Linked DNA regions of Mus musculus: region 2 is linked to region 1. The links are chromatin loops, found by intact Hi-C in ENCODE. Cell type or tissue: heart. All regions are shown on one strand. Each heading gives the region's core, and the rest is flanking DNA. Links, peaks and the distances in the headings are about the cores only. Region 1 has its middle 17 kb from the start of Gm34921. Region 2 has its middle 87 kb from the start of Gm34983.

Region 1 (16,648 bases), core at 5,247-13,246:
TAAAATGCCTCCAGTGAAAGAGGAAGACTCCTCCATTGTTGGTGGGATTGCAAGCTTGTACAACTACTCTGGAAATCAGTCTGGCGGTTCCTCAGAAAACTGGACATAGTACTACTGGTAGATCCAGCAATACCTCTCCTGGGCATATACTCAGAAGATGTTCCAACAGGTAATAAGGACACATGCTCCCCTACGTTCATAGCAGCCTTATTTATGGACCGAAGCTGGAAAGAACCCAGATGTCCCTCAACAGAGGAATAGATACAGAAAATGTGGTACATTTACACAATGGAGTACTACTCAGCTATTAAAAATAATGAATTTATGAAATTCTTGGGCAAATGGATGGATCTGGAGGATATCATCCTGAGTGAAGTAACCCAATCACAAAAGAAGTCACTTGATATGCACTCACTGATAAGTGGATATTAGCCCAGAAACCTAGACTACCCAAGCAAGATAAGGAGACCAACTTGTGGATACTTCATTCCTCTCTAGAATAGGGAATAAAATATCCAGGGAAGGAGTTGCAGAGACAAAGTTTGGAGCTAAGACAAAAGGATGGACCATGCAGAGACTGCCCAACCCGGGGGTCCATCCCATAATCAGCCACCAAACACAGACACTATTGCATATGCCAGCAAGATTTTGCTGAAAGGACCCTGATATAGCTGTCTCCTGTGAGGCTTTGCCAGTGCCTGACAAATACAGAAGCGGATGCTCACAGTCATCTATAGGATGGAACACAGGGCCCCCAAGGTAGGAGCTAGAGAAAGTACCCAAGAGCTGAAGGGGTCTGCAACCCTATAGGTGGAACAACAATATGAACTAATCAGTAACCCCAGAACTCATGTCTCTAGCTGCATATGTAGCAGAAGATGGCCTAGTTGGCCATCATTGGGAAGAGAGGCCCCTTGGTCTAGCAAACTTTATATGCCCCAGTACAGGGGAAAGCCAGGGCCAAAAAGTGGGAGTGAGTGGGTAGGGGAGCAGGGCAGGGGGTGGGAAGGGTATAGGGGACTTTTGGGATAGCATTTGAAATGTAAATGAAGAAAATATCTAATAAAAAATCAAATGAAAAAAAACAAAAACAAAAACAAAAAACCAAAGAGGGGAAACCCAAAGGAATGGGAGCTAGGATAGGAAAGTATGTTGCCAGTGATCCACTCAGGTTCCAGCAGGACTCTCATGGGCACTTGTACCTTTGCGAGCCTCTTTTCCATATAAAAAAAGAAAACATATTTTCCTGTCTTGCCATAGCTACTAATTTAATACAGGTTGGATTCATGATCATACATGTTTATTGTTATGTCAAAAATAAAATAGATCTTAAAATAAAAAAATAATAAAATAAAATAAATAAAATGCCTCCAGCATGGTGGTATTGTAGATGAAGTAGAAGGTAACGATTTGTTAATAGTTTTATGTTTCGATGACATGATGGGGCACTATGGTTGTAGAAATCATTCCTGAAGGGCTTAGGCAGACCTGGTTCAAGGTCTCTGAAACTCTGAAAACTCATATCAAGAGGTTGCTCTCGGGAGATCATTAGCTAGGAGTCTAGAATAAATGAATAATTCCTGACTTGACTATGATCTCCATCTACAGACAACGATGTAATGACGATGTTTCTTGAGCCCATAAGAATGGTCTGCTGTAAGTACAATAGAGGTGGGTTTTTTCTTTTTCTTTTTTGAAGACACTGACTTAATTCAACCCAACACTGTAAACCACTCATCATCCCAGGAAGGAAATTGAAGTGATTTCTCTGGTGTCAGTTCACAAAGACATTTCTCAAGAGGAAAATACAAAACGCTTTCATCTTGACTTTTAATTCTCTCATTCTGAACTCGATTACTTTCACGTATCAGTTTGACCTTCATCCGTTTGGGAGCCTTAAAGGTGCCATTGGACTTTTGCAGGTCCTCTTGCTGTAAGAGGGACATGAGGACACTTCTATGGATCCATGCAACCAGACCATTCCCTTCCCTCCCATTGACTAACTTTCCTTGTCAATGAAGCATCCCCATTGGCAAGAAAAATTCATAAACCATGAACCACACTGCTTCATAAAATAATCTAGAACACCATTTTGTGTCTTTAACTCCAGCACTCGGGAGGCAGAGGCAAACAAATCTTCATAAGTTTGAGATCAACTTGGTCTACTGAGCAACTTTCAGGACAGCGGAGTTATATAGAGAAACCCTGTCTGGAAAAAAAAAATCAGATCATTCAAATTCCTAAAGCACATAAACACAAAAATAATTGTTAAAATGGTTGTCCTGTGTGACTTAACAAGCAGGCCATACATGTAATAGTTTAAACAAGCTGGCAAAGATGAATATGAAGTAGCTTGTGGCACCAATGTTGCTTAGTTCTTTGGATCTGGATCAAGTTGACACAGCTGTGGAACTAAGATGGCCTCATTCACATCTCCAGTCTCAGCTGGAACACAGCACAGGGTTCCCATTCTATTCTCTTTGAGGCCAAGTGAAGTGTCTTCCTCAGGTGACCTCTGGTTTCATAGCAGCCAAAGAACAAGTTCCATTGTGCAAATTCAAAAGGCTACGGTATCCTGTTTGCTAATGTCCCACTGTTAAGGAATTTTAATCTACCAACATGGCTGCTCTGGCAAGGGAAAGATCTTCTAGGTCTACATGACTCTGCTGGAATGCAGACATGCCCTGAATTACAATATGACCTGGCTGGACACACCCTTAGTACACACTTTCTATCCCTAACAATGAAGGTAAGGTTAGTTTATAGGAGGCAGCAGCCATGTTTGAAAGTGACATCTAATTGGGGGGTAGACAAAGTGATGAATCAGATAAAGATTTGACAGAATGAGTCGGAGATAGGATACGCCCAACTCACAGGAGAACGGCCCAGGAAAGAGAGGTTACTTAAGAGCAGAAGAAGAGAGGGGGTGGTGGTGGGGTGGGGTGCATATACATGGCAGTTTTACCAGGACAGTTTTACAAAGACAACAGGCAGAAAGAGAACAAGTTAGACATAGGTAAAGACAGAATGAACCAGAGAATGATCCAAAGATTAAAATATATTGCCAAAGTTAGTATAAGGCCAAGCAGAGTAATTCAGGCAGAAATTGAGGGAAGCTAGATTGAAACAACCAGCTTCGAAAACTACATTGTATGGAGGCTAGCAGCTTCCAGGCCTAGGTCTAAGCCTAGGGATAGATAGATGAGAAAAAGAAGCACTCTGGCTCAGTCCACGCTGTGTATTTGTATAGCTTAGGGATGGCTCTCGTGCCGTCCCTTCATCTAAGTAAATAAAAGCAGTATTTACATCCGCACTGGAAAAAAAATATCAACTAAATCAAAGCACAAGGGTAAGAGAGAGAGAGAGAAGAGAGAAGCCCAACATGGTCTTATGCATCTCATCATAGCTACTCAGAAAGCTGACACAGAGACATAAAAGGGTTAAAAGTTCAAGACCAGTCTAGGCAAGATACTGGGATATGGTCTCATAACAAACATCAACAAATGATAACAGGAAATAATCTCTTCTGCTGTACACAGAAACAGCAACATCACAATGACAGAAGACTTTTGTACAAGATGGAAGGGATGGCCACAGCTATCTGCAAACTACCAACAATGTCTCCACTCTGGCCACTGTGCATGGGAACTGATAAGGAGACGTGATGACAGAGTCAGTTGAGCCAGAATGGACCATTGACTATTGTGACCATGAACAAATGAACAATTACTATTCAGGCAACTAATTTCTTAAAATAATCTGCCCAAGCTAACAGAAACAGCATCTGAACCCATACAGTAGATAAATATTCCCTTCTCTTTTTTTTCAATTTCCTGTTTTAAATCCTTTTTTTAAAAGTGTTTTAAAGTAAAATAAATAATGTGATTTTTCTTCTAAATTAATTAAATCTAGCTTTGTAATTTATTGTTGTTGATTTGTTATTTTTGCAATGAGGTCTCACTGTGTAACCAACACTGACCTTGAACTCAGCATCTGTCTGCCTCAGCCTCCACAATGTTGGGACTACACACATAAAGCTACCACTCCCACCGTGCTCATATAGTTTCAACTAGACAGAAAAAGACGAACCAAGTGTTCCAACCAGAAAACCAATTATAGATTAGCAACTTGAACACAGGGTTACTTTCACCATTCCCAGCTACCCTTAGAGAAGGAAGAGGCTTTTGATAGGACAAAACCCAAAGGAGTTGAGAAGATGGCCCGGTCAGCAAGAGCAAGCTAAAAGGCCTGGGTTCAAATTCATAGCACCCAAGAAAAAAAGTAGAGCTTGTCTTTCGTGTATGCTGGGAGGAATTCCAACACTGAGGGGGCAGGGGCAGATAGACTTCCAGAGCTTGCTGCCTGGTTACCCTAACAAAAACAACTCCTCTGTCTGAAGATATTAAGGTGCAGAGCAGTAAAGGAAGGCATTCAACATCCTCCATGCTGTTGGTCTCTGCACGACTGCACACAGGCACATACGTGTGCACAACACACACACACACACACAGAGAGAGAGAGAGAGAGAGAGGGAGAGAGAGAGAGAGAGAACACACATTTGGTGTCTCAAAGCAAACCATCACCTGCATTTGTTCATAGTATGACATGGCAAGGCCAGACTGCAAGCAGTGTGTTTTCTTCTGAATGCATTCAGAATCCACAAAACAGGTTGCAGGGCAACCCCATTCCAAGTTTGAAGCTGAAAGAAAAGATTTCCTCCTCTCTGATAAACATTACTCGCACGGCATTTCTAGACTAGTCCTTCTGAATAGAGCAGGGGACGTGCCCATGCAACACTCTCATGATTAGATTCGAGTTTTGCCATTATCCGGCTGTGTGATTTGAGATGCATCACGTGGCTCTTCTCGTTATTCTCGTTCAGAACCAGTTAATTGAAGTGGTCAGACCAAGTAACTTCCCTAAATGTTGGTTTTCTAGGAACTAATTGAACTAGCTATCTCAAGTTTATTAAGTAAGGATGAAGCGTGGCGGTGAGGGTATGTGTATACCAAGTTCAAGGCCCTACCTTCAGACCCAGTGCCAAAATTCATGAAGAAACAAATAATTAAATAGCTTTCCCCATATCATATCAGGGAATATTGGAAGTATGGTCACTGCAGCATCATGATCAAAAATATAAGCTTTGGGCTGGAAAGATAGCTCAGAGGCTAAGAGCACTGACTGCCCTTCTGTAGGTCCTGAGTTCAAATCGCAGCAACCACATGGTAGCTTACAACCATCTGTAATGAGATCTGATGCCCTCCTTTGGTGTGTCTGAAGACAGCTACAGTATTCTTATATACACAAAATAAATAAATAAATAAATCATATATATATGCTTTATCATCAGTGAGGACTCTTTTTAGGCCTGTCTCAGCAACCAACCGGCCATACAGATCTCAGGTAGGCGTCTGGGATGCTTAGCTCCTATACAATGAGAATGATAGTTATGCGAAAATCTACTGAGGATACAGTGATGCACAGTGCACGCTTGCACCTGAGGAGCTCTTCAAAAAGCATGTCCGTGTGTTTGGCTAGAACTTCAGCTGTGCCTGCTAATCCTGCCCATGCATCGTGTGTCTTGCTCACTATTACAAAGGAAATCTGAAATTGCCTCTGTCTTGGACTCATGGAACCTGTCTCTGTTGGCAGAGTGAACGGACAGAAAAGACCTCGAACTCCGCTCAATTCAACATTGTGGGTCCTGGGCTCTCTCAGCCCTACCCAGGTTGTTCCTGCTTCCCTGTTTTTAACATTCCTAATTTTAAGCCTTAAGGAAAATAAAAGGTTCAGGCTCAAAGCTAAGTAGGAAAAAAAAACAAAAAACAAAAACAGGTTTTTAGACCAGCATTGTCTTCCTACCCAATTCACGGTGGAACTCAAGTCCCAGCTCCCCAGAAAAAGAATGCCTTCCAGACCTCTGAAGGAAATAAGACACTCGGCTTAACCAGTAATTCTGGTCTGTCCATCCTGATGGACAAAGGGACAAATAATGTTGAAAACACTAAGGTATTTTTATTCTTGTGCTAAAAACAACTACGCCCGTTCACAAAATGAGAAGCAATTAAGATGGCATTTAAGCAAAAGGATTCCTCACTCTCCTAGGCCTTAAGGGTCTCCTACATAACTGCTAAAGACAATAACAGTAGTCATGCAACCTCTATCTGAGAATCTCATCACCCATTGCCTAAGCCTTTCACCTTAAGAAGGAATTCACTTGGGGGCAGGTCCATGGCAGAATAAAACGTAGGCCCATATAGCAAATGAATAAATAAAGGAAAGTTACATAAGAAGTGACCACTCTAACAACTATGTCTTCTTAGTAACAAGGTCATTGGAGTTTTGCACTGAATCCTGAAGACATGGGGATAACCCTTCCTTCTTCCTTCCTCCCTACTTCCTCCCCCAGGCCCAACCCACACAACAGGCAGCCTTAAGGGTTGGACACATTCCAGCCTGATCATCCCACTGGTCCAAGGAAAACCAGTTGGCCCTTGGCAATCCCACCTGCCTGGTGCTGTAATCTTCTGTATGGAGGAAGAGGAAGAGGGCGAGGGCCGGAATGAGGCCTGGGGAGATTAGACTCCGGGTATCTGGGTTGTGATCTCAAAAGAAATTAGAGAATTCCTATGAGGGGAGAGGTTGGTCTTGTAGGCCCCCAGCCCATCCATCCATCTTGAGAGAAGTCAGGACAAGCCCTTCTTAAGCATGGGGATCAAGGCAGAAATGCATCAATACAGCCTTCTTTCTGGGCATCTCAGATTTGCTCCAGGCGACAGAGAGGTCCTTCTCCCACAGACACTCGGCCCCCGTGGAAATTCTCTGCATTTTTAACTACTTCTAGGTGACACCTCCATTCCTATAACCTTAGCCATAAATGCCTGACAAACAAATGTCAGGCAATGAGCTGCTTTCGAATGTCTCATTCCTGACATTAGTCTTTGGTCTGAAAAAAGCAGCTCAAATTTCTCATTTTCTCCAAATTCAGAAAGCTTGTCTTTTCTTGACATTTTATCCTTCCCTAAAATAATCCTACTCTTTCTTCTTTCTCCAAGGGGAAGTATGGACACACACGTACACACATGTACACACACACATCATATGTGAACATCATCTTTATGTCATCAACCTTCCCTCACTTTCTGTAAGAATTAAGTAAATTTTTTAAGCTCATACCCAATGATGTCTCTATTACTGGGCCTTAATTATTCCCTGATGTTAGTAGCATAGCCTCTTTAACCGTATCCTTGCCAACAGTGCTAACATTGAAATGGGCTCCAATCAAATTTTCCATGATATGATTTTGACATTCATTTTCTGGAGCCCAATGGTGTTTCTTAGTCCTCCACAGGAATTAGGTCTCAACATGGCAACTCTACTGTCTTATCTGCTCCTTTCTTCATCCACTCCCGACCTGATCTAGTCCTCTAAAGCATGCAGTCTCTTCTTCACCCTCTAGGATTCTGGTTCTGAGACAGCCCAGCAGAGGCAGAACCTGTGAGCTATCGCACAGTGATCCTCATGAATCTCCAATTAAGTAAAAAGGAAAAGGAAAAAAAAAAAAAAAAACCCACCCCCATTCAAAGCAAGTACCAGTTTCTTAACCAGAGTCTAAAACCCCTCTTTGCTGGCAGTGCAAATTGTAACCAAGGTTTCAGGATGTGCCCAAGGCAGTAGGTTTATTTATTTTATCCATTCAGCCCTCTAACATCTGCCACAATGGCCATGCTAATTCTCCCAAGAACGCGGGTTGAACGGGGTCAGCTGTGTGGGTGTGCAGCTTGTGCTGACCACAGACGAGGCAAACATGGCTCCCACAGTTTGATGTCATCGATCCAGAATTCTTGGTAACCTCATATTTTGTCTTTCCAAGTCCACCGAGATAAGGAGCCACATGCAGGAGCACGGGAAGTCCTCAGCCTCTGCACGCCCACCTTGTGCGACCACCGCCTTCCCGAGGGCATTGCCCTGTCTTGTCCTAGAAGCACAGAAATCCTGTACATCTAGGATAGACTGGAGGCCAGAGTCCCGAGTCACGTTTCATCTGTTGGCTAGGCAGGAGTAGTGACTACATCAAGAGACTGCATCTAGCCGGGCGTGGTGGGACACGCCTTTAATCCCAGCACTTGGGAGACAGAAGCAGGCAGATTTCTGAGTTCGAGGCCAGCCTGGTCTACAGAGTGAGTTCCAGTTCCTGGACAGCCAGAGCTATACAGAGAAACCCTGTTTCGAAAAAGAGAGAGAGAGAGAGAGAGAGAGAGAGAGAGAGAGAGAGAGAGAGAGAGAGAGAACATCTTCCATTCCGCAGAACTCTTTCAGCAATAGCAGGCGCTTGCTGTTTGTCCTATCAGATCCTATGTTAGTCCAAATGCTTCCTTGTTATTATCAACAGATGACCCCCCTCCCCAAATGACCTAGGGGGGAAAATAGATGAAGAACATACAACCAATAATTTCTCTTCCTTCTAGGTCCTCCTTACTTATCGTCACATAAAAGGTACAAGGTTAGTAGGAGTTTGCATTTCCGGGGGTGGGGGAATGGGCTGTGCCCTTTTTTTTTTTTTTTTTAAATAGCGTTTCTACTCTCCAGGTACAAACAAAATGCACACAGGAAACGTGTCTATCAAAATGTCCCCACTTATATTTGCATTGAAAACTGGCCTTGAGTCTATGCAAAGATGAACAGTAAAATCCATGCTAAGGTCTTCTTTACTTAGATCTCCGGGAAATGGCAAATTGAAACCACCGTTGCAGGTTGAAGGTGAGGCTGGGGAGAGAAAGGAAGCGCCGTATGTTCCCTGCCTTTTAACCGTGTCTTCTTTCCCGCTGTTTGAACAAGAGGCGCTGGATTCTATTTTCAAAGTGGGCCACGCAAGTTAGGTATCCGCCCCTGGTGAGGAACGAACGAGGTCAAAACTGGGCCGTAGCTCAGCGGGATACAGACATTTGTCTGGCCGTTCCTTTTGACACCAGCATCCCACGCTCAATGCCCTCCGAGCGAATCTTATCTCCCTCTGGATTAAAGCCAAAATTCTCACCGTGCTTCTGCCTCTCCAACACCTCCCCTGCTCACCCGCCTTCCCTCCTCCGTGGCTCTGGCCAGGCTACCCTAAGTCATTTCTTCTAATCTGCTATGCATTCCCCTACCCCGGGGCACCCTTCCTGAAAGCAGCTTTGACCCCACCCACCCACCCTACCTATCCCCTTATCCTATTCACTTTGAATAGGATAAGGGGACCTCCACATCTCTTAATCTAGGGTAACCCCTCTCTTCTCGCTTTTCATTTCCATGCATATTGTAACTTCCCGCTTATTCTAGATCTCCTCCGCAGGAATGGAGCGCTGTGAAAATTTTGTTCTATTTTGCTCACTTCTCCCTACTCAAAACTAGGTCAGTACAAATACCCACTAATGAAGCCAACATACTTTATAAAGTATGAAGTCACTTAGATTGAGATAAGGAAAGCCTACTTAATATGAGACATAAATCTGAATGAGCTTTCAGACGACAAAATTATCTCTCACTGGGATCCACAAATGGGGCCTGATGTCCAAAAGTCAGGAAGTATTTTGTTTAAGGAAATCCACCCAAACAGGGCGCCAAGGAGCCTGTGGCTGGGAGAGGGGAAGCGGATTCTGCCTTTAATGAGCGCCATCACGAGCAATAACTAGGAACTAAAGCCTCCAGTTCTTCGGTTGCAAAGTGGACATGATATAATAATACCTGCCCTTCTCTCTCGCACCTTCTTCTGGGTGCAATACATGAGATTATAAATGCACACCTCTCTTTTTTTTTTCCAGTGCTGAAATATTAAGGAAATCTTTGCCCTGATCATTAAGGCAACAGTTGGCCCCGGGTAGGGGAACGGGCCAGCAGGGCTTGGGGCCATTAGCTAAGACTGGTGTTTGGAGAGAAAGCAATGAAAAGCCTCACAGCAGATGTGGATACTCGCTGGTCTCTCACTTGGTGACCCCCATACATCTCCCAGGCGACATGAATGTTACTGGGCCCAATTAGCATTACCCTTTCACATAACATTCAAATTCCTGGACTTCCGAGGGCAGCCGGCCATGGCCATATAAGGGAGGAACGGAAAAGCACAGATAAGAGGAAAGGAATGGAGAAAGCAAAAGGTTACAGGGGGCGGGGGAAGGAGGGTTTTACATTCCCCCACACAAAGAACAAGATGTTGCCCCAAATTCTGTTTTCTGGAGGGAAAGAATTAACAAAAGAACTTCTACCAAGAGGCAGGCCATTCTCTGTGCCACTACGAGCATGTGTGGTGGGGTCTAGTTGCTATTACTATGGCTAATTTGTTTCTACTTACAGGGTATGTTGTTGTGTGGTTTTCTTCTCTTGTTCAGTTCATCTTTCACGGCCTCTGCCATTTTCACTATGCACAGTTAGTCATACCAAATCCACTTTATGCCCTAAAAACGTATCCCTGCCTTGACACAAAGCAGAGCTCTGTACATCAGGGCTCTTGCCTCCACCAAAATAGATTTCTACAATTCATTTTCATGCTGACAATGTGCATGCAAAGACAGGAAGGCACAGAAAATCAAATTGCTCAAGATTTTAAGTCAGGAAGAAGAATCATTTTAAGCACCCCCCATCCCTCTCCAGACCCCCACCCCCACCCCCACCCCCACTAACGTTTCTGGTAATTTAAAGGCTCCAGAAAACTTAAGCAGAACACTTCTCAAATAAAAATAAAAATGCTTTGACGTGTACCAACAAAGGGAGGGAGAAAGGGTGTCAAAAGTGGGCCGGCTGACAGCTCTCCTGACAAGGAAACCCTGAACCCTATTTTTAAACCTATCTGTGTAATTTAGGAGAGAAGTCACCATGTCTCCTGATAAAGCCTTTGGAGGCGGCTGGAGGATAAGTGTGCGGTTCTGAGAAAGGCAGCGCCGCCCACACTGAGAAGGCAGAGCCTCGCTCGAGCTTCTGTCTTTTAGCAGAACCAAAAAGAAAGAAAGAAAAGTGCATTTCCTGGGGGTGCGGCAGGAGGGGACAGGAAGATGGAAGCAACTACCAAAAGAAAAAAGACACAGAAGGCCCCAGATCTGAAAATGGGGTAAGCACCCACCCCCACCCCACCCCACCCCCACATCATTACTGATAACAAGTCAAAGACGAGCACCTCGAGGGGATTAGGTGAATGGCATGGAGAGAATTTGCTCATGACTCAAGGCCTATGGAGTACCGTTATTTCAAGTAACTCCATGGAGAGGTGGGACAGATAGGGGAGCTGCTTCGCCTCCGTGTAACAGTGAGGAGGAGCAGAAATAAGGAGGCGAGATGATTTGGTACAGGGATGAGGGCGGCCCTTAACTCCCAGCTGTTTGCAATGGAGCTGATGATGCTGTACCTTTTGAGTATTGCCATTAAATAACAGTGCCAAGTAAGCGTTCCTTAACACCACCATAGTGAAAGGCTTGTCCCGAGGTCCATGAGACCTTGAGTCTGTGAAGAAGGTAGCCACCAAACAAGGCACTAGACACAGTGTCTTGCGGGGGTGTGGAGAACAAAGAAATAAGTGGGCTTCCTGCCTCCTTCAGCTTCTGATTAGACTAATACCTGGTCTCGACTTGTAAGCTGACTATGACCAGTCTACGCTCCTCAACCCCCAACCCCCTCTACTGGCATGCACATTAGTGCGCGCATGCGCAAGAGCGCAAACACGCCCCAGGCTATAGCCAAGAGCACAGCAGCCAGCTCTGGATGGTTGACCCTGACACAGGCCCCAAAGGGCAATGATGTGACCGAATGAATGGAGTCTCTTATTAAAAATTAATTTCTGTCAAGCCAGATTACATGTGAACACAGCCTCTTTGTGATCGCCACCGTGATTTCTGGAAACAAACATAGGCCCTACTGTTGCCAAAAGCAAGGCCAGCTTAGGACAGTCTTGAGTCTTGATTGGCCAACACAGCAACAGGTTCCCCAAGGCTCACAAAGGCATTTGTCCCGTGGAGGACAGAGAGCTGCCTCTTCTATTTCTCCTCCTGCCCTGCACCCACTGCCTAGTTAGAGACTGCAAAGCTTGCTTCAGAGTGGTCTTGTCGCCTGAGAGCTTAAGCTTTCCCCTGAGAAGACAGAAGGATCATAGCATCATTGCCCTAAGTTCAGGGCTGACACTGGGGAAACAAAAGAGATAGCATGTGTAGCCCTTGAAATGCAGAAGGCAGGCCCTGCAAGGACAATTATTCTGTCTCCTACCACCCCACTCCTGGGCACCTTACCTGGGACATTAGCTTCTGTAAAGTTGCTCCTCAGTTTAGCCCATTAGACCCAGAGTGGTGTGAGCAGTTTAACGTGTTATTTTCTTGTGGCACAGGGTGGAAGGAAACAGAGATCTGGGATTAAAACACTGTCGAGCAAATGCACAGATCTCATGCATCCATAAATGCAATCTTTGATTTCTCCATTACATCTTTGACATCTTCTATCATGAGAGTAAGAAGGGAGAGTTAGGGGGGGCAGGGTGCAATTCTTGGTGTTGCTATACCTTAATATAGTGGCAGTATTGGTGAGTTTGATCTGGCATCCTTGATATAGCATCATATGATCTTTTGTGAATGGCGAGAACCTCAGCATTTGTAATTTGTGCTAACTCTTCTGGCTGAGAAGGAATAAGAAGGCCCAGTGTGTGTGCGTCCATCTAAAAGAAGGTAACCAGAGGGATTTGTGAATATAATCATAGTTGCGTAGAAATATATACATATCCTTGTTAGTTTTGAGAGTGAGGATAGAATTTGGGTAGAGTTGCCCACACCCATCATCACCTTAGCACTTGGGGAACTGAACCAAAAGGATTGCTGTGAGTTTGAGACTACCCTGCTACCCTGCATAATAGGCAGACTATTAAAATCTAGTGTGTGTGTGTGTGTGTGTGTATATATATACATATATATGTATATATATACACGTATATATACGTATATATATACGTATATATATACATATACATATATATACAAGGCTCAGAGATTATCATGGAAGAGATGCTTGAAGATTGTAGGAGCCAGAGGTAAGGAACAGCTGCTGCGAAACAGCGTTTCTCAGACACAATAGGGTCCACGTATAATACGTGAACTCACAGTGAGATGCAAAAGACCTCCATAAAAGCAAGCCAGCCAAAATTCTAGCATGAGCAGTAGAAGGCTCATGAAGTATGATTTCCCCTAACTGAGGAGCCATTGGCAACTGATGGCTGCCAGGGGAGAGACAGTTTTCTCCATATACCACCTAGTTTCCTGTGGTCCTATGCTGGTGTACATCCTGGCAGTACTAGGTGGACTGGGTGGGGATGTGGGAGGAACTGGAAGGAATAGAGTGTGGAAATGGAATATGGAAAACACATATTTGAGTATGAAATTATCAAACAATAAATAGAAAAATGGCATGAACTCTAACACCCACCAGGAATATATGGATATTTATTTATAGACCACTGTACCATATATTACAGAACGTATTTTTTTTTTTGAAAGCCCAAGACCTGGCCATCAAGATATGGCTAAGCCACAAAATAATTCTATTTTAAAATGTCAAAATTACACAGAGCATATGCATAAACCACAAGAAAGGTAAATTGGAAATCAATGATGAAATGTATATAGGATCTACTTCCAAATACTGGTAATATTGCATAAGACCTAGAAAAAAATTGTCAGAGAAATAAGAAGATATACTGAGCTGAATGATAATGCCAGAGGAGTCCCTGCTTTGCTCTGTGTTTCCATTGCTGCTGCTGAAGTACCATGGCCCAAAGCAAGTTGGGGCAAAAAGAGTTTATTTTACTTATACTTCCACATCACAATCCATCACAGAAGGAAGTCAGGGCAGGGACTTGAGACGGGAATCAAAGCAGAAGCTATGAAGGAGTGATGCTTATTGGCTCGCTCAACCTGCTTTTTTAAATACCACAGGACTACCTGCCCAGAGATGGAACCACCCACCAGGAGTTGGGATCTCCCACATCAAGTATCAGTCAAGAACACGCCCCACAGACATGCATACTGATCCATCCTATGGTAGCTTTTAAAAATTATTATGAGGATCCCTTCTTCCAAGGTGACCCTATCTGGTGTCTAGTTGAAAGAAAAACGAGCCAGTTCCTCCCGAGTCTATCCCACTCGGCAGAACAGCATCTCACACGGATGAAAGGGACATCTAGAGCTTCCCATGCAGAACACAGAAAAAGGAAAACTGAAAAATTAAAGATCCAATATTCCTACATCTGAAATAAACAAAACAGAACAAGATGACAACAACAAAACTGAGTTGGCTAGTGGTGGCAAACACCTTTAATCCCAACAGGAGAGAGGCATGTGAATCTCTGAGAGTTCAAGGCCAGCTGTGGTCATAACGTGAGTTCTAGGACAGCCAGACAAAACATTTCTTTAAAATAAATAGATAGACGATAGATAGATAGATAGATAGATAGATAGATAGATAGATAGATAGATAGATAGATAGATAGATAGATAGAAAGGCAAGCTTTAAAGAAGACTAGAAATCAAAGAAACAGTAAGCAGACTGAAAATTAGCATGATCGAGGGGTTGGGTAAAGACACTTAAGCTCTCTCTTCTCTAAATGGTCTGCAATTCCAAGTGCAAGAAGCAAGTCAGATTCCCAAAGACTTTCTCAGAGTCCTTGAGTAATTTAGTCTATTAATCAAGCGTCCATTCATTTCCATGGTCTCCCAGGCCAACAGTTACCTAAGACTTACCAGTATCCCAACACCCGCCCATCACCTACCTGATGACTTACAGAGGCTCAGATCCTTTTTCAAGACTTCACTTTACAATACCTACTGAGTATACAAAGTGCACGACCCAGCTTTACGCATGCACTTTATGAACACACGCTGTGTCCCTACTTGCCTTTGGGGTCTATAAATACTCCCTAAGCATTTGCTAGGCTCCAGGCACCCTTCTAACGATGGATTAATTACAGTACTTATAATATATCTGTTATCATGTCCTATTTTACAGTTGAAAATACTGAGGCTTGGAGAAATTGAGTTTAGCATCAGACAGTACCAGCTGAGTGCAGATTTTTTTTCAAGCCATCCAATAGCTGGGGTAATTTTGTTTTGCCTTATTGTTTTGCTTGTTTATTTGTTTGTTCTGAGACAAGATCTCACTATGTAGCTCTGGCTGGAACTTGCTTTGAAGACCAGGCTGGCCTCGAACTCACAGAGATCCTCCTGCCTCGGCGTCCAGAGCGCTAAGATTTACTGGTGTTCCACTTGATTAATTTTTTTAAAACACGGAAGAGGCTCCAAAAAAAATTTTAAAGGAAAATTCTTTCTCACAACCCACCTGTTTATCTAGCCTGAGGCTTGAAAACCCTCCTCCCTTCCTGCCAGTCTGGGGGTCAAAGGTGATTAATTGATGTACAGTGCTTTTTGTGTCTTGTTCTGTTTGCTTTTATTTATTTGTGGGTTTGGGAGGGGTGGTTGTTTGTTTGTTTGTTGTTTTTGTTTTGTTTTGTTTTGTTAATTCACTGTGAGATAAAACACCAGGCTGCTTTCTCTCCATAGTTTGAGCATCCTAAGGAATCCTTCTGCTTTGTTTCCTGTATGAGCTCTGTTTCTGGTATGATTATGGATCCTGCCACACCAGACAATCCACCTTCATCTGGCCGGGTCCTTAGGCTGAAGGCAAAGTTAAGAATCAATACCAGGTCACGAGCATCCAACCTCATCAGATGAAATGTTTCCAAGGGAGAAAAAGTTAAAGAACGAATCTAGAGGAACAAAGATGAATGTCTGAAGCAGCAGGCTCAAGCACCCATTTTTCCCCCATGGACCCTTGGAAGAGCAAGAGAACAGCCCCCGGTAGGAATAACCTGCAATAAAAACTCACAGTTCTGAAACCGGACAGCGCCAAATGCAAGGTTAGTCCAGGTCTCAGAGATGGCTCTGTAGGTAAGGCGCTTGCCCTAAAGGGCGGGTAAAGTAAAAACTCTGGGAGAATTCTCCAGATTTAATACAACCAAAAGGTACTTAAAGTTTGTGTCGAGCTTTCAAAACCCTCTAAGGTCTCTTGGCGGTCTCCAGATTAAACACATCTCTCACGGGGTAGCGCCTATTTCTATGGGTGCGTGTTCTATTCAGGAGTGATGCAATCTTCTGTCCGCTGTGTGTGTGTGGGGGGGGGGGCGGGAGGGGGCGGGGGGTTAGTTCTTGGATGCCTTTCCTGTGATGGCGAAGCGGAACCTGGCTTCAGTTCTTCCATGTCTCAGAGAGCAGCCCATGCGGACCTGCACGTTGAGGGCTGTCAAGCAGGAAGTATTTAGTAAACAGTGCTTGTCCTCCATTGATTCCGAGTTTACTTTAAGAAGGCACTTATCTCTTGTAAAAAGGATGGCTTCCCTTGCCAGTCACCTTTTAGAAAAGGCCTGCAAGAGGCACTCCCTGAGGACGTGCAGAACCCCGGGTCAGCCGCTTGTGCTTAGAAACAAACAGCGGTTATCTGATGCATCTTCCCGGCACCCTCTTCCTTCTAGAGCAGTGGTTCTCAACCTTCCCAGTGCTGCGACCCTTTAACACAGTCCTTCATGTAGTGGTGACCCGGACCATAAAATTATTTTCTTTGCTGCTTCATAACTGCAGCTTTACTATTGTTATCA
Region 2 (16,648 bases), core at 5,281-13,280, 85 kb before region 1:
CACGTAGATTTCTCTAGGGTCTCCTTTTCCATGCACTCATGAAATCCTAGGCTAACTGAGAACACTCAGTGCCATCCAATGCCTTCATACTCTTATCTTGCCAGGAGAAATGGGACCTTTCCTTATCTCCTTCCCAACTATGGAAATCTCACAGCTCACTGTCAAGACTCTTCAGCTAAACAATCCTGCCCAGCTGTCAAAGACCTAGGAGGAACCACGACAATGACCAGCTTGGCAAAGATTTGTATAACAATTCAATCCCTGGCAATTCATGTAGTGGCAACCAACCAACAGTTGTCTGATTGGAGCGAAGCACGAGTGTGTGTGTGTGTGTGTGTGTGTGTGTGTGTGTGTATAAAACAATAATAATCAAAGAAAAAGACTCTATCAGCCTGAGAGTATGAGGGGATGGGGAAGGGATTCAAAGATGGGAAAGATCGGAGGGAAGAAAGAAAGTAATGTAATTCTATTTCAATTAAAAACATACTAGATGGAAAAGAGGAAGAGGAAGTGGAGGAGGAGGGAGCAGCTGTACAAGCCAACCTCTCCAGCCAGGCTTGGAACTCTTTCCCTCCCTCTCATACTCCTTTTCTTGTTCATTCCTCTGTGTCTAGCACACTGAATCTCTTTTATTTATCTCTGCATCAACGACTAGATTGCGAGCTCTTTGACAAGGTCAATAACTGAGGCACGTAGGAGGAACTCTATGAACAGTTATGCCAGTGACCTTACTTCAGGAAGTATGTCGATGACATCTCACTTAAAAAACTACATCCACTCTGCTCACAGCCAACCACTGGACTGAGCACAGGGCCCCCGATGGAGGAGTTGGAGAAGGGACTGAAGGAGCTGAGGGGGTTTGCAGCCCCATGGAAGGGGCAACAGTGTCAACAGGCCTTGGAGCTCCTGGGGACTGGACCACCAACTAAAGAATACACATGGAGCGACCCATGGCTCCAGCCACATATGTGGCAGAGGATGGCCTTGTTGGACATCATTGGGAGGAGTGGCCCTTGGGCCTGTGGGGATTCAATGCCCCAGTGTAGGGGAATGCCAAGGATAGAAAGGCAGGAGAGGGTGGGTGGGTGGGGAAGCACCCTCATAGAGGCAGGTGTAGGAGAGATGGGATAGGAGAATTCTGTAGGGAAGACCTGGAAATTGGATAACATTTTAAATGTAAATAAAAAAACTATCCAATAAAAGAAAAAAATTTAGTTTCATTAAAGCTAAGAATTACACACAGAGGGGGAAAAACTACATTCACTCAAAGTGACTAATATTGAGATAGTTTCAATGGCTAGAGAACCATATCAAATTCTAGGAACCCCTGAAATGCCTTTTTAAAAATATTTTTTGTCTTAGAAAGTCATCTAACTTTTGCCAATTTGAACAAGGCTAGAAACTTGTGGCATTTGTTTTGAAACAGAAACAAACTTTTCTTGTGGGCTTGGACATGGTTGAGAAGAGACCCACAGAGATGATTAAAGGCTAGAAAAGAGACTAGGAGACATGAAGGAAGGAGCCAAAGGCAATTTGATAATCAATGTCAACCACGTGGCAGGTTGTTATTTACAGGGAAGATGACTAACTCCTGGTGCCCTTGCCCTCCAAGGAGAGAAACAGGAAATGAGATGAGTTGTAACCTGGAATACTTGGATAAGTAATGAGGCACTTACTTGGAAGAGAACATTATGAAATATTCAAAGTTTTAACAGGAGTGGTGCCTTCTAAGTCTTTTTTTTTTTTTTATCTTCACATGCATACAAAACATGCAGGATCCCCATGGATACAAGATATACAAGATCACTATACATGTAAAGCATGCGAGATCCCCATGCATACAAAACATGCAGGATTCCCCATGCACACAAAAATATTCAGGATCCCCAACTATCTCAAATGTTCTCTGTGAGGTACTGCCCAAATTGTACAGTTCTGGGACCAGTCCTCAGACTGGATAGAGATTTCTGCCACTCAGGGGTCCTTCCAATTCTGAAATCTTGAAGAATGTACTTAGGCAGAACTGAATTTAAGTCACTTTTTCACTAAACATCTATTAGACACAACCCCCCTTACCAGGCCCACCTACCAGCCACCATACTAATAATGAAGGCATAGTTTACAGTAACAGAGGGGAGGCTTGTCAGGGGTCACTCAGAGGAAAAACTGTTGGGCCTCAGCTCTCCGATTTTTGTCTGCCTTAGCACACAGCTGCATTACAAAGCAAATACCAACGCCACATGTTTTTCTTCTGGGTAACACCAAGCCCTAACTGCTCTAACCTCCATGCATGCACATATGCTATTTCCTTAACCTACTATGCCCTTTCCCCAGCTTCCTGACCTATGAAATTATTCTTGTCCTGGAAGCCATGGAGCAGGTAGTAGTGCCCTCTTCCAGCTACAGTATTTCCTCAGCTCTATCTCCCATTCCTGACTGTGATACTATTTCAAGATCCCTACCTATAAGCATTAGAAACAGACTCATTCATAACTCAGCATAATGCAAGAGAACTTACTGCAAGGCTATGAAAAGTCCAGCATTAGCTTGTAGTCCTAGAAATGGCTGAAGTCCAAGGCAACTGACGCCAAATGACAGAACGATACCAACTGTTTTATATCCCAAAGCATCATGGTTATATGTGTCTCTCTTGAGCCATGTATGCCTCAAAATTTTTCCTTCTACCTCCATCTTCTAGACCTAGAAGTAAGTTTCCTTGGCCAATTTTAGGTCTTCTGATTAGCCTATGACCACACTAGGGTGAAAGGAGAATCACGTCTTTCAGCTACTCCAGTGGGAATCAGTTAGAAGAAATCACTGTCCCACCTGCGTATTCAGTATGTACTGTGGTGGGGGTCTACTCTTGGTGGGTACCAATCCAAGAAAGCACAATTAGGAGAGTAAAGAATACTTGCCTCAGGAGAGGAAATCACCGAGATTATTTCCTAAGTAGCATTCTTAACCAAGGAAGAACATAGGGAGATTTTGACTGGGAAGAAAACACACTCACATAGGAAAGCAGAGGTAGGCAAAGTACTTATCACATTCAAGTTAAAGTGTACATTTCTGAGCATGCTCAATTGAAGGTCTTAGTTCAACAAGAGTATGTGTTTTGGGACGAGGGGCAAGAATTGTTCTTGCCACGTTCAGTTCAGTGCTATGAAAACATTTACTTAGGTCAGTTCCAAGAGTATGTCAGAGACTCGGTGACTCCATTTGGCTCTCTGCAAAATTCCCCAGAGTTGTAACTACACAGAGAGGGCAGACTCAACGTAAATGAAGAAATGTGTCTCCAACAGTGCCTGCCTTGCTTAGCTGCTAATGAGTAGAGGAGAGATTATTTCCCCATCAGGGAAATTAGAGGGGTTGGAGAGATGGCTCAGTGGTTAAGGGCACCTACTGCTCATCTTAGAGGACGAAAGTTCAATTCCCAGAACCACATGGCAGCTCGTAGTTCCAAAGAATGGCCTCTTCTGACCTCCTTGGTCAGCAGGCAAGCACATGGTGCGAATATATACTTGCAAGTCAAACACTCATACAACACATAGAATAAAATAAATTATTTTTAAAAAGAGAAGAAACCCAAAGAAGAGAAGGGAATTCGTGGCAGACAGCTCTTGCTCACATTCATTTATCACATTTCACTTTTGTCTTGGTGTTTCCTCTTTGTGCCTCCCAGGATAGGAACTCAGCCTTCTCCTCTTTCATATAATGAATGATCCATGCAGAATTAGGAATGAATAATCTCTGATACCCTGGCTTATCCACTGATATTTGTTGACAGACTCCAGAGGGACAACACTTCTCACCCTGATGCTTAGCAGCTCTAACCTGTGCTCTCACACTATAACAGAGGGGACATGTGCCGTATTTGAACCTTGTTGACAGTTTTGGATGGTGTCCGGGATTAATTCCAAGGCTTTCTTCACACTCGGCAAGCACCCGACCAGTGACCTACATCGTCAGCCCTCTTGGATTTCTTAATGAATTCAAATCGATAGAATAAATCTTGGTTATTCAAAATAGTCCCAGAATTGAGGCCCATGATGTACAAATGCATTAACCTCTTAACCTTAACCTTAACCTCTGTGTCAAACTCACACACCCGTTCAGCTTCTCAGATGATAATCCTCAGGCTGATATTTTACTTAGTTCATGGGGAGTACAGAAAAAGAAATAATAAGAAAAACAGCGCCAGGAGGTTGGAAACAGTCTCTAAACACAATGAATTAACTAAATATAGCAAAAGCGCCTGGGCGTCTCCATGGTTACAGTCAAAAACAGAAACAGGATTGACTGGCTTGGGAAGGCCTTTTCACTACCAGGAACACTCACTGACAACATCGATGACTGTTCAAGCCCCTGGTGCTGGATGGTTGGTTTCACCCAATTTCCAGCTTATTCTAAGTCATACTTGGCCCTACGATAATGACTGCATCGCTGAGATGAATAAATGCCCACCTTGTTCACAGGGGGCGGGGGAAGGAGGCCTTTTATGATTCATTAATAGAATTTCGGCAGTTCAGGATTTAGATCTGAGTTATGACTAAGAGGTATTCTGATACTTCTTTAAGAAGTACTGTCATAGAGACCAAGGATTACAGTCGGGTTCTTGCCAATGAACTAGCAGTGCATTTTTGGCCCTACATGGTATCACATAAAGGTTAGGCATCAAGAGTGCACCAAGCACAAGACTGAGCTTCGGACTCTAAATTTACTTACCAGCCTAGAACTTACCCGGGAATCCATCATTCTGGTCCCTTCAATAAACCAATAAATGTTTCACATGAAGCTTGCATATCTACCCTTATGCTCTGTATCACCAAGAAATATGTCTGTCACATGGCACAGTTTTTTACATATTGAATTGATGATACTCTATTCTCAAGTGTGTGGGGCGGGGAGGCAGTGTTTGCTAGCAAGAGCTTCACATTAATGTTACATATGGTTTGCTCCTATTTCGAAGGGTATGACAATTTGGAAATGTTGGAAATTTTAAATTCAAATCTTACTTATAACTAGGATAGTATACTACTATTTTGCATGTCTACATCAAAATTACTCCTTTTCCATGACAGAGAAAACTTTTAAACTTCATTTTAAAAATCACTTGAAAGACAGGCCAGCATGAAGGTTCAGTATGTAAAGGCATTTGCTGTCATGGTTGGTAACCTGAATTTGATCCCTAGGACTCTAGCTTAAGTATATACATGTGTACACATGCACACACACACACACACACACACACACACACACACACACACACAACCTAAGTGTGATCTCTGGGTTTTTGGCATGTACACACACACAAATATAATTACATTTTTTTTAAATGAACAAAAGTTAGCTCTCATGTGTCCAATCCTGGGTTTATAGGTTGGCTGCAGTCTGATGGAAAGAGACCATCAACTACCCTGAGACTATTTCTGCATTGCTTCTGTAATATGCAGCCTCTTTGTGAACCTGTTTGGCAAAGCTGAATTGTTCTTGCTGCAGCTGCAGATTACCTGCGGTTTCGAGTGAACTACTGTGTGTGCATTGTTTATTTGATCCCCTCTTCCTGTTGAAAAAACAGCTGGAGAACAGACATCCTGCTGCTCAGAGCCTCAGGCCTTGGGATATTAATAGGAGGCCACAGAAAGCATCCACATGACTTCACCTGTGGCATGAACGGCTAAAGGGACGGAACTCATCAGGGGGACCTGATTTAAAACATGAGCTGGCAGTTTGTAGTCCATATGTCTTCAAATCCCAATAACTGCCATTTGCCAAAAAAAAAAAAAAAAAGGCTCCATCACGTAGGATTTGGCCAGGGAAGGAAAACAACCAGTTTCCAATAAGAAGACAGAAAGGCAGGCTTTGATAGCCTAGAGCAGTTATTAGAATGAAATACTTATGTGGTAAAGCAAGAAGGAACATCACGTAATTTATAACCATTGCTTTGGTGTTTAGCAAAAGATGTGGGAATGGATGGAGAAGGGTGTGTAGATGAGAGTTGGCAGCTAACAACCATACAAGGTACTTTCATATGTTTTCCATCATGGGTAATTACTTGTCCTAAAGCAAACGGGGCTATTGCACAAGCATCCTTCCGAATGTTCTTCCTGTTCCCACTTGGAGCAGGGAAAGTGGATAAGGAGAGAAGATGCAATCATAAAGAACTAATGCTTTCATTCTCCAGATAAGGAGATGGGGATCGAAGGCTTATATGACCTATCTAAGGCCCTTGATGTAATGTCTGCAGTATAATAGGGCCAAAGAATTCCTGAAACTGGGATTACCTCGTGATTATCCATCCCCCAGTCTGTAAGAGGAGACTGTGAGAAAAATATTCTGGAGAAAGAATTTCCTCTTAAACGTAATTTGGTGCTACTGAGCAGAAAAAAAATAGGCTAATAAATACAACATTCATTATTGAAGACCCACTTGAGCCCTTACTGCACTGTGCTTAGGAAACTCTTACATACCTGTAGGCACTTGATATCTCAGGAGAGCTGAACATGCGCACACCTTTTACTGTTGGCCATGGTGGTTTGTTGGTTGATTGGTTGGTTGGTTGGCTGGCTGGCTGGCTGGCTGGTTGGTTGGTTGGTTAGTTAGTTTTTGGATGAGACAGGGTTTCTCTGTATAGCCTTGATTGTCCAGGAACTCACTCTGTGGACCAGCTGGCCTTGAATTCACAGAGATCTGCCTGCCTCTGCCTCCCAAATGCTAGGAGTAACGGTGTATGCTGCCGCCACCACCTGGCATCTTCGGACTTAATTTTCAATATTGACATCAAAATCACCGAAGAGCCTACTCCATTTCCACAAGGGCTCTTTGATGCTATCTTGAGAAATTTTGTCCCCAACCACAGGTACCAACTCATATAAAGAGATAACTGAGCGAGAGTGCAGGATGTCCTGTTTATGTAATATAACTGATACATCCCCTTTAGGGGCTTTTTAATCTTAATATGCCACCCTTGTAATTACGAAGTTACCATCTCCACTTGAATCCAAGAATGAATCTGTCAGATACAGGCAACTCCTACAAGCCTTAGAGATTATATCAGGAGCATGTGTCTTAACGTGTTGAAAAAGTACCCCAAATCTGATAGGCTTTATAAATATTAACATATAAACAACCCACTCCTAAGGAGCGGGCTTAGAGGCTCTCTCATCTTATTCTTTAGTGCAGTGCATAATCTCCCGCAAGAGTCTGTTTCCTCTGCTGTATAATGGAGCTAATAATAGTCTTTTGCCTGCAGAATCCTGATGCAGATGAAGTTAGATGATGCACTATACACAATGCTAGGCCCCTAGATGGTAATGCCTTGTATCCATTGACAGTGCCTCAGACTTCATTCCACAAATTAAAACCCCTGAAGACATAAGGTAACGGCGAAGGTGGAAGGCTAAGCACCTGAAAGCAGCAGAATGCAGATGATTAGTCCAAATGAAGTAAAAATGACAAAGGGCATATCTGTTCCTAAAACAGAAAAGGCCTTAGACATAGGTAGAGCCCTTCTGCTGCCTTTGCTCAGTGAGAGGGACATAAAATACGTCTGAATGACAGTACAAAGGACTTACATCATACAGAAGGAAGAATTGCTACACAGTGGAAATCATGGGGGAAAAGTGAATTGTGTTCAGACAGAGGAAGAACTTAAAACTGAAAGATTACTTGAGATTATAATGTACTCACCTCATTATGTGCTTCCCTCTCCTCCCTCCATATCCTCCCATTTATTCCTCCTTGCTCACTTTCAAATGAAAACTCATCCCAGCATTTGGGAGGCAGAGGAAGGCTCATCTCTGAGTGTAAGGCCAGCCTGGTCTCCAGAGTGAGTTCCAGGACAGCCAGGGCTACACAGGGCTACCCTGTCTTCAAAAACCAAAACAAAACAAAACAAAAATAAGGACTTCCTGACAATTGTGACAAATGTCTCCTCTTCACTTGGTTATGAACAATGTGAAATGGTCTTGAACATCCTAGCAAGCTGTATGAATTAGGATAAGTCTCAGGGACATAACAAACAGACTAGAAGCACAGAATCTATAATCAAACAGAAATGACTTCTTTTTCATTTCTGTATACAAGGAGTTGATAGGACAGTAATGTAATCCTCAAAATATGTCTCCCACCCTAGGGTACAGGCAAGCCCATCCAGTTGAGAAGGACAGGTGTACAACCCATAACACTCACTCAGGCTTTAAGTTACAGCCCATTAGCCAAATTTAGTCACTCAGCCGTATTAGTTACAAGGGAGATTGAGATATGCAGTGTTGTCCTGGAAAGCCAGGTGTCTAGCAAAAGCTCAGAACATGAAGCATGATGGGAGTATGTCTATAGAGGGACACTAGCAATGTCTGTGTCACAGAACTGAAGTGGGGAGTGACCTCAATGCCATTACGATAGCCAAACTCAGAATCTGAAACTTGGTGCAGTATTTACGAATACTGCGCAATGAGCAAAGACCCTGGCAGCATAAATCGAGGCAGAAGCACAAACCTTCTTGTTGGTGTAACAGAAACCTGAGTCACTGCGTGATACTGGGGCCAAGCTACATCTGTAAAGATCTTAATATGCTGACCTAGAAGAGATGGAGTGCAGCTATGTTGGGATGCAGACAGCACTTAGCATCATGCTTTTAAAAATTCAAAAGTCAGGGGGAGAGCACCCTGAACAAGCCTAGACTAGCCTGAAGAAGAGCGTTCATAGCTTGTGAAACACCAGGCTGGATGAAGTGATAACACCCCGATTGACTTTGAGAAACTATTTCTAGGGCCAAAGAATAACAATTCTACTTCCTGCCAAGAATGTGTTTACCAGACGCCATCTTGTAAAGTCTTAAGAAATCTTTTCCAACCTGTTTGAAAGAATTTGTTACTTACTTGTCTCAGCTTCAGATTCTCTACACAAATTCTCTGGATTCGGAGAATCCAGAATGTTTGCTCCTGAAGTGCTTGATCGTTCATTAACTTAGAAAAGTTTATCTTAATCTCCTGGTTTTCATTAATAGTTGGTTCTCTTCCCTAACTGCACACCTGGAGGGGAAACTTTTACACTACAAAGCAAAGACAGTTTTCCCCAAAACAAGAGACTACACCGCAATTTCTAGTTCCTACATGAACAAGAGATGGGGGAGGGGGAGACAGACACTAAAATATAGACCCATCAAAGATGAGCCTCAATCGCTTGTTTAAAATCAATATAAACAAAAGTATTCCCCTTGAACAGCTCCACAGGATGGCTGAGGAAACCTGCTACATTAAGCAAGGCACTGTCGATTATAAAAATTCTTGGGAAGGAAAAAAGTCTTGACTTTCTGATGCAACAAACTCATACACACATACTCACACACAGACACACAGACACAACACATACACTCACTTATACACAGATACGCACACATAAATACCCACTCACACACACACACACACTCACTCATACAGACACACAAATATACACATGTACACTCTCACACACAGAAACATCTGCTCACACAGACACACAAATATACACACATAGACTCACTCACACAGACACACACAGCTACTCACACACAAATACACAGACAAACACACACTCATACACAGATACACACGTACACAAATGCACCCAGGCATACCTACTCAGAGATACAGAGTCAGAAATTTTAACCCTGTTTCCAGATATGCCCCTTTCCTTACTACATGAATGTGGATAAATCCTATGAAATTTATTTGAATTTCAGTTTTCTCATTTATAAAAGAAAATAAGTTGAAAGATATTATTTCTATTGATCAGATTTTTCTCCTTTTAACTGCCCATGAGTTTTCGAAACTGATACTTTTTTTTAATTAGGTATTTTCCTCATTTACATTTCAAATGCTATCCCAAAAGTCCCCCATACTCTCCCCCCCTCCCCTACCCACCCACTTCCACTTCTTGGCCCTGGCGTTCTCCTGTACTGGGGCATATAAAGTTTGCAAGACCAAGGGGCCTCTCTTCCCAATGATGGCCAACTAGGCCATCTTCTGCTACATATGTAGTTAAAGACACGAGCTCTAGGGGGTACTGGGTAGTTCATATTGTTGTTCCACCTATAGGGCTGCAGACCTTTAGCTCTTGGGCACTTTCTCTAGCTCCTCCATTGGGGGCCCTGTGTTCCATCCAATAGCTGACTGTGAGCATCCACTTCAGTGTTTGCCAGGCACCGGGATAGCTTTATCACAAGAGACAGCTATATCAGTGTCCTTTCAGCAAAATCTTGCTGGTGTATGCGATGGTGTCTGCATTTGGAGGCTGATTATGGGATGGATCTCCAGGTGTGGCAGTCTCTAGATGGTCCATCCTTTTGTTGCCCCTTCTTAGAATTGGGAACAAAACATCCATGGAAGGAGTTACAGAGACAAAGTTTGGAGCTGAGACAAAACTGATACTTAACAAATAGCACCGAATGGGAGTTAAAAGCCTTCCTATTTCACATCAAATTTAGTGAATGACATTCTTCCCAACAGTTCAAGAAAAACTCAGATTCTAATTATCCCTTGCAAAATTAATATTTATGAAGAATATGGATGAAGTCTCAGACCTAGGCTCCATCCCATAGGAAGAAATGCAGGGTGGGTGGGAGAAGGACAAAACTGTGTTTTAAAGAACTCTCTGTTTTCATCTTCCTTCCACAAGCATATGTCACTTTATTCGTTGCTGTCCCCTCCAGTGTGGCTTTATTTATGATTCCTATCCTGCTGACAGTAAAATGTTTATAGCAGATGATCCCACCATTAATGTTAGCTTCAAAGGATTAAAGCTAATTATGGCATTGATTTTGAGTACTTCCGGCTGACTTAGATTTGCTCTAGAAGGATATTGCCATGACCCCCGATGACCGTCAGACTTCCAAGGATCTCACTAAAGCTCAGCTTCATCAACTCCACCATGAAGGCAGCAAGCTCCAGGAATGCAGACCAGCTCTGATGCCCAAATTCACTCCACTAAGACTGTGCATGTCCTGGATCCAGCTCCTAGTAGGTCAGTCCCAGATCTCTTAGTGAAGGAAGAAAATATCAGTGCTCATTCTCAACAGGTCTGCCTCTAGTCAGGGATGGTTTCTGAGGCTAGACTGAAAACACAAACAGAAATTCTGCAGAGGAAAAATAGTGCCATGTCTATAGGGGAAGCCAACACATCTCTGAGTACACACGAGATTGCAGGCAACTATGCAGCTAGTGGTACCAAGCAGCCTGGGCTTTCTCCCTCAATTAGCTCCCCTCCCCAACCCCTAAATACTCCTCCCTTGTCTCCTTACTGTCCGTCTTATAAATCTTGAGCATCTTTAAGTCTTGACTCTTATCTTACCTTTGCCCTCTTCTCCCATGAAATTTTCTCCCTTCTGAACATGATACCCACCCTCACGTCTATAGCATCCTGTTCTGTGACAGCTGAACCCCTGCTGCATTCTGTCCCCCTTGCTCTGAGGGGAATGGGTTTTACATGAACTATATATCGCCTCTTGGTGTGAGTAAGTCATGGGTATCTCTACCCTGGTTGCAGAGGACAAAGTTCTGTCTCTCTTTCCTGCTTAAAGGAATGTTTGTTTGGTTAGTCTTGAAGGGGTGATAACAGTCAAAATCTGTAACACCGGAAGCTGGTTCATACCCAACTACATCTGTTTTACAAAACCATTTACACCTCAAAAAAAATGGAGATAACCATTTACCTCATTTCTTTCTAAAATTAAAGTTTTATTTTCTGTTTTAAAAGCACAAGGTGGTATAATTGGTTTGCAAGCATCGAGTTACACTTCTCTTGCTGTAAATTTCTCTAGTCATACATGCTCAAAAGCCTCAGCTTCCCATAGATCATTATAAAATGAAGAACTAATATCTACTAATAAAGAAAAATTTAGGTCTGGATCATGGTGGGGAATGGGGAGAAAAATCTATTCTTCTGGGGGAAAGTCATTAGTTTTTTAGAGAAAAGAAAGTCCCCTATTTCCAGAGACTATCGATCTAAAGGGACACATCTCCTGCCATTTATTGAGGATCAAGAATCATTCAAAGGCAGTCTGGCTACCTAGTGAATTGTAAGCTAACCTAAGCTAGGTACATGCACAACTTTAATCCCAGAACACAAAAGGCAGAGGCAGGTGGATCTCTGCTCTTCCTAGTGAGTACCAGGCCAGTCAGAGCTGCAAAGTGATATCCTTTCTCCAAAAAAAGAAAAAAAGAAAAGAAGGAAGGAAGGGAAGAAGGGGAATTGGGGGCAGGGGAGGAAGGGAGATGGGAGGGGAGGAAAGGGGAGGGGAGAGGTGGGGGACACATGTCTAGTATTTTTAGGTTCTTCTGTAGTGATATTCTAAGACCCATTTTTAGGATTCTTGTAAAAGCTAAATGAGAAAATGATGATGAAGTTCTTATCATAACAGAGCCCATTCTATACTTCAAATAATTAATGGCTGATATTTATCTCTCAGTTATTAACTACACATTGAGAATTGATTTTGCTGTAATTTTAAAAAAGCTTACCAAATAGACCGTATTATATAGCACTGAAAGCAAACTGAGATCAAGAAAGTTAAGGACTGTTTCAGACTCTGACTGTTTGTACGATTCGTATGCCAGAGCTCTCCGGAGGGAAAGAACTGACAGGACGTGTGCACAGTTATGAGACCCATTAGATTGGCTTATAGGAGAATCAGAGGCTACATCGACCCACAATGTCTTGTGATGGCTGCTTTAAGTTGTCACCTTGATTGGAGAAAAAGATGTGTAGAGCTGACGAGACACATCTGTGTGCCTTGGGGGACATTTTCAGAGATTGACAGGTGAGTCAGAGCCTGAGGATGGGGAGGACCCATTCTCCGGGTAAGTAGCTCTTCCCCATCAGCAGCCAGCATGCAAAACAAACGTGAGAAAGCATCACTGTGTCCTGCTGGGGAGAGCGCTCGCTCGTTCTGAGTGTGTCTCTTACTTCTGCTGAGAGCCTCTGCTGACATCACACTCCAGCCTCTTCTGCCTAGCAACACGAATTCCACACCAGCAACCTTGCAGGCTGTCAGTGCTGCACTGGGAATGCTGAGTTTCCTAGCCTGGGAAATTTCTGGTTTCTCTGCTGCTCCAAGTACAGAAAAATACTGGTGGATTACTCAAGTCCTATCATGTAAGCCTATCTAAATTCCCTTTTATAATAGACACAGATATACAGACATAGACACAGACACACACATACACATATATCACACATATCTAGACATATATACATATATCACACATATATATACACATATATAGATATCACACACATATATACATATATGCATAAGTACATAAACATGCACATTCTAATGTTCTGTTCTTCCAGAATACAGCTTCTTACACACACAGATACATATATATATATCACACACATATCTAGACATATATACATATATCATATATATATGCATATATCATATATATACGCATATATAGATATCACAGGCATATACATCTATACATAAGTACATAAACACACACATTCTAACTATTTTCTTCTTCCAGAATACAGCTTCTTACACACACACACATATATATACACATCACATATATAGACATATATGTATATCACATATATATGCATATATAGATATCACACACATATACATATATGCATAGGTACATAAACACACACATTCTAACAGTTCTCTTCTTCCAGGATACAACTTCTTAAACTTTTTCCACATGTATCCCATCTTGCCTAAAAATATTTTACATAACTTCAGGTATATAGGTATATGAAATAGGTATATAAATCAAATATGTACTGATAATAAATTTGCTTTAAAGCATTTACTTGGGATGCATATACATTTGCCATGTATGTATTAAAGATAAAAGCAAATTCTCATGTGGATAAACTTACTTTTGCATAAAGAATTAAATCTTGGATGCATATTTGCTGATTGAAATGTTAAGTTTATAATCAGGACTGCTAAGAAAGCTGCTATAGGCACACACACACACATACACACACACACACATACACACACAAGTACAAGAGGGAAGAAATATGTTTAGAGCCATTTGAGAAGCTGTTGAAATTTCTGTTCTAATCCTCAACCATAGATTACTTAGTGATTTTTTTTTTTAAACTGGGCTCAAGTCAGCAACTCAGACAGCAAATTTTTAAATTTAGGATTCTAATGCAATACAAAGATGTATAATTTGGTACTTACATGCTAAGGAGCTGTGGCACAGGAATGCTAAGTCTTTGTTTTATATAAATAAGTGATTATGTTTCTATAACAGCAGAGAACTTTGTATGCACAATAAAAACCCAGAAATTCATAACACAATAGATTGGACTCTGAGCCATTGTATCTCAGGCGACATTTATTGCACTGTATAGGATAATGGTATATGCGTATAATGTAAAGTACGCACGTTGTACATTGAGAACTAAGACTTCAATAAGCCATGTAACACAGGCAAGTACTGAAGACACGTTACCTGTTTAATTCTGAATGAATTTTTGGTTGCTGTACATTCAGAAAACATTTACCATTGCCAATTTTTATGACCGCCCCCCTTCCTGGCATACTCAGAGTTGCATGAGCCCATATGGAATGCCAACCCACAGTTTAAGCTAGGCTCTAAAGAACCATGCAGCCCAAGAAGTTGGCAGCCTCAGAACAAAGGGACCAAATAATACAAACACGTCTGAGGCTGAAGGTCTAGATCTCCAGAGAGTTGCTGGTGTGAGTCTTTATTCAATGCCTGGGGAAGGTGGCGTGTGGGATCTGTGTGTGGGTAATAGGTGGAAGCAGAAACAGAAAACACGTCTGTTCAAGAGGAATCAAGTTTGTATGTTTGTATTATTCGACATCAATTTTCCACATTCCCCCATAAGAAAATCTCTGGAAACACTCTCATAGACACACCCAGAATTGTACTTTACCAGTTCCCTGGGCATTAGTCACTGTAGTCAAGCTGGCCCAGGATTGGCCATCTCACTGTTTCTAGGAACACCAATAGCTACTCTTCTGTAGCTGAAGCAAGTGGGAAGGGTTTCGGACAGGACGTAGGAACAGATGTTCCTATTTGTAGGAGAGAGTTCCATTGTCTTCTTGAATTTAGTCCCCCTTATTTTATCATTATTATCTAAAATGATGTCTCAAGAATTACCCAAGCCAGACAGTGGAGGCACATGCCTTTAATCCCAGCACTTGGGAGGCAGAGGCAAGTGGATTTGTGAGTTTGAGGCCAGGCTGGCCTACAGAGTGAGTTCCAGGACAGCCAGGGCTATATAGAGAAACCCTGTCTAAAAAACAAACAAACAAACAAACAAAACAACAACAATAATAATAGAATTACCCAGCCCAAATATACTCCTGTAACCCTGAATCCTTCCCAATTAAAAGCAATTATAGAATATGAGTATAATTTGATATCGTTTTAAAGGAAAATGACCCCTTCCTTATTCCTTTTTGTGGTGGACTGATTATGCTTGGCTCAGGTAGTGGCACTATTAGGAGGTGTGGCCTTTTTGGAATAGGTGTGGCCTTATTAAAGGGTTGTGCCAGGAAACGTTCAAGAACCCCCAAAAGACCACCAAAGAGCCGATTCCGATGTAATCACATTAGCGTCTCTTAATTTAAGCTCCAGCTTCAGCTCCCCACCAACCCTGACACAGGAGGAAGGTGGAGCAGCCTGGAACCCTCAGCAGGACAAGGTTTCGTAGGGAACAGAAGTTAAGTGAGAGGGTAGCCAGTCTGGCAGTTATCTAATAGAATAACTACTGTAAGCCGACAGGTGGGTGCTCTGAAGCAAGACTGTATACAATCACAAACGGCCCGAAAGCACATCTGAAACAACCAGACTAATCTCTGATTTACTGTTGCTAGGAAGTAGCTATGGAGTAACTCAGGCCAAGGACAAGCCGTGGGGTTCTTCCTGGTACTTGGGTATAGCTTGGGTTTAGCTGTGGGTCAAGTTCTTACACCTTTTTTTTTTTTTAAAGATGGGGGCCAGTTCCAAGATGGAGTAGGCTTGGCCTCTCAAAAGGAAGTGTGGGGGTGGGCAAGAGATCCTCCAAACCACATGGGAGTCAGTCTTCTCTTGTCTGCCTTCAGAACAAGATGTAGAACTCTCAGCTCCTACAGTGTCATGTCTGTCTGCCTGGACACTGCCATCCTTCCTTCTATGATTTCATTGGCCTGAACCTCTGAACCTATAAGCCAGTCCCAATTAAACGTCCTTTATAAGAGTTGCTTTGGTCACAGTTGCTTTGCGTCAGAGCCATGGAAATCCTAACTAAGATACTTTTATTCACCCAGATCCTTGGAATAGGAAAGTGATACCTGCAACGCTAACAGGGGACACAGCAATAAAAGGCACATCCACAAAATGGTACAGGAGAAGGTTAGAAGCATCTGCACCTCAAATACAAGGAGCGGAGGCCCACCATGTCAGCTCTGGCTTGCCAGCAGCTGGGCTTTCCACGGAGGCAGAAAGAAGACTCCTAAATTAAGAAACGGTTAGTCCTATCCCCCTTAAAGCGTAGCACTAGCATCTGAGTGGGGCGTCAAGTGGCAACCATACACAACCAACAGCCAGCCAGCCATCTGGAGCCCTATGCTTTATACTCAAACTAGCTCCTGCTATACTTCCCCACACTGAGCTAGCCTTTGTACCTAGGTCAC

What was found. A loop is a pair of places that touch in the nucleus more often than their neighbours do. Peaks named below come from ENCODE experiments on the same cell type or tissue, not always from the same donor. Only the 100,000 strongest peaks of a DNase experiment are listed, where the experiment ranks them.
Region 2: it touches region 1 in a loop (2.0-fold over the local background); 2 of 42 quality-filtered maps call a loop at or near these places.

Annotation. Positions count from the first base shown.
Region 1 is chr10:99,279,337-99,295,984 of GRCm38, reverse strand. No RefSeq gene overlaps it. Among named protein-coding and RNA genes, the nearest start is that of Gm34921, 17 kb to the right of the region's middle. In heart, for the core only: a CTCF peak has its summit at 9,661; DNase peaks (open chromatin) are centred at 8,994 and 10,064; H3K4me3 peaks cover 3,056 bases; H3K27ac peaks cover 5,388 bases.
Region 2 is chr10:99,364,263-99,380,910 of GRCm38, reverse strand. No RefSeq gene overlaps it. Among named protein-coding and RNA genes, the nearest start is that of Gm34983, 87 kb to the left of the region's middle. In heart, for the core only: no CTCF peak of the experiment used is centred there; no DNase peak of the experiment used is centred there; H3K4me3 peaks cover 225 bases.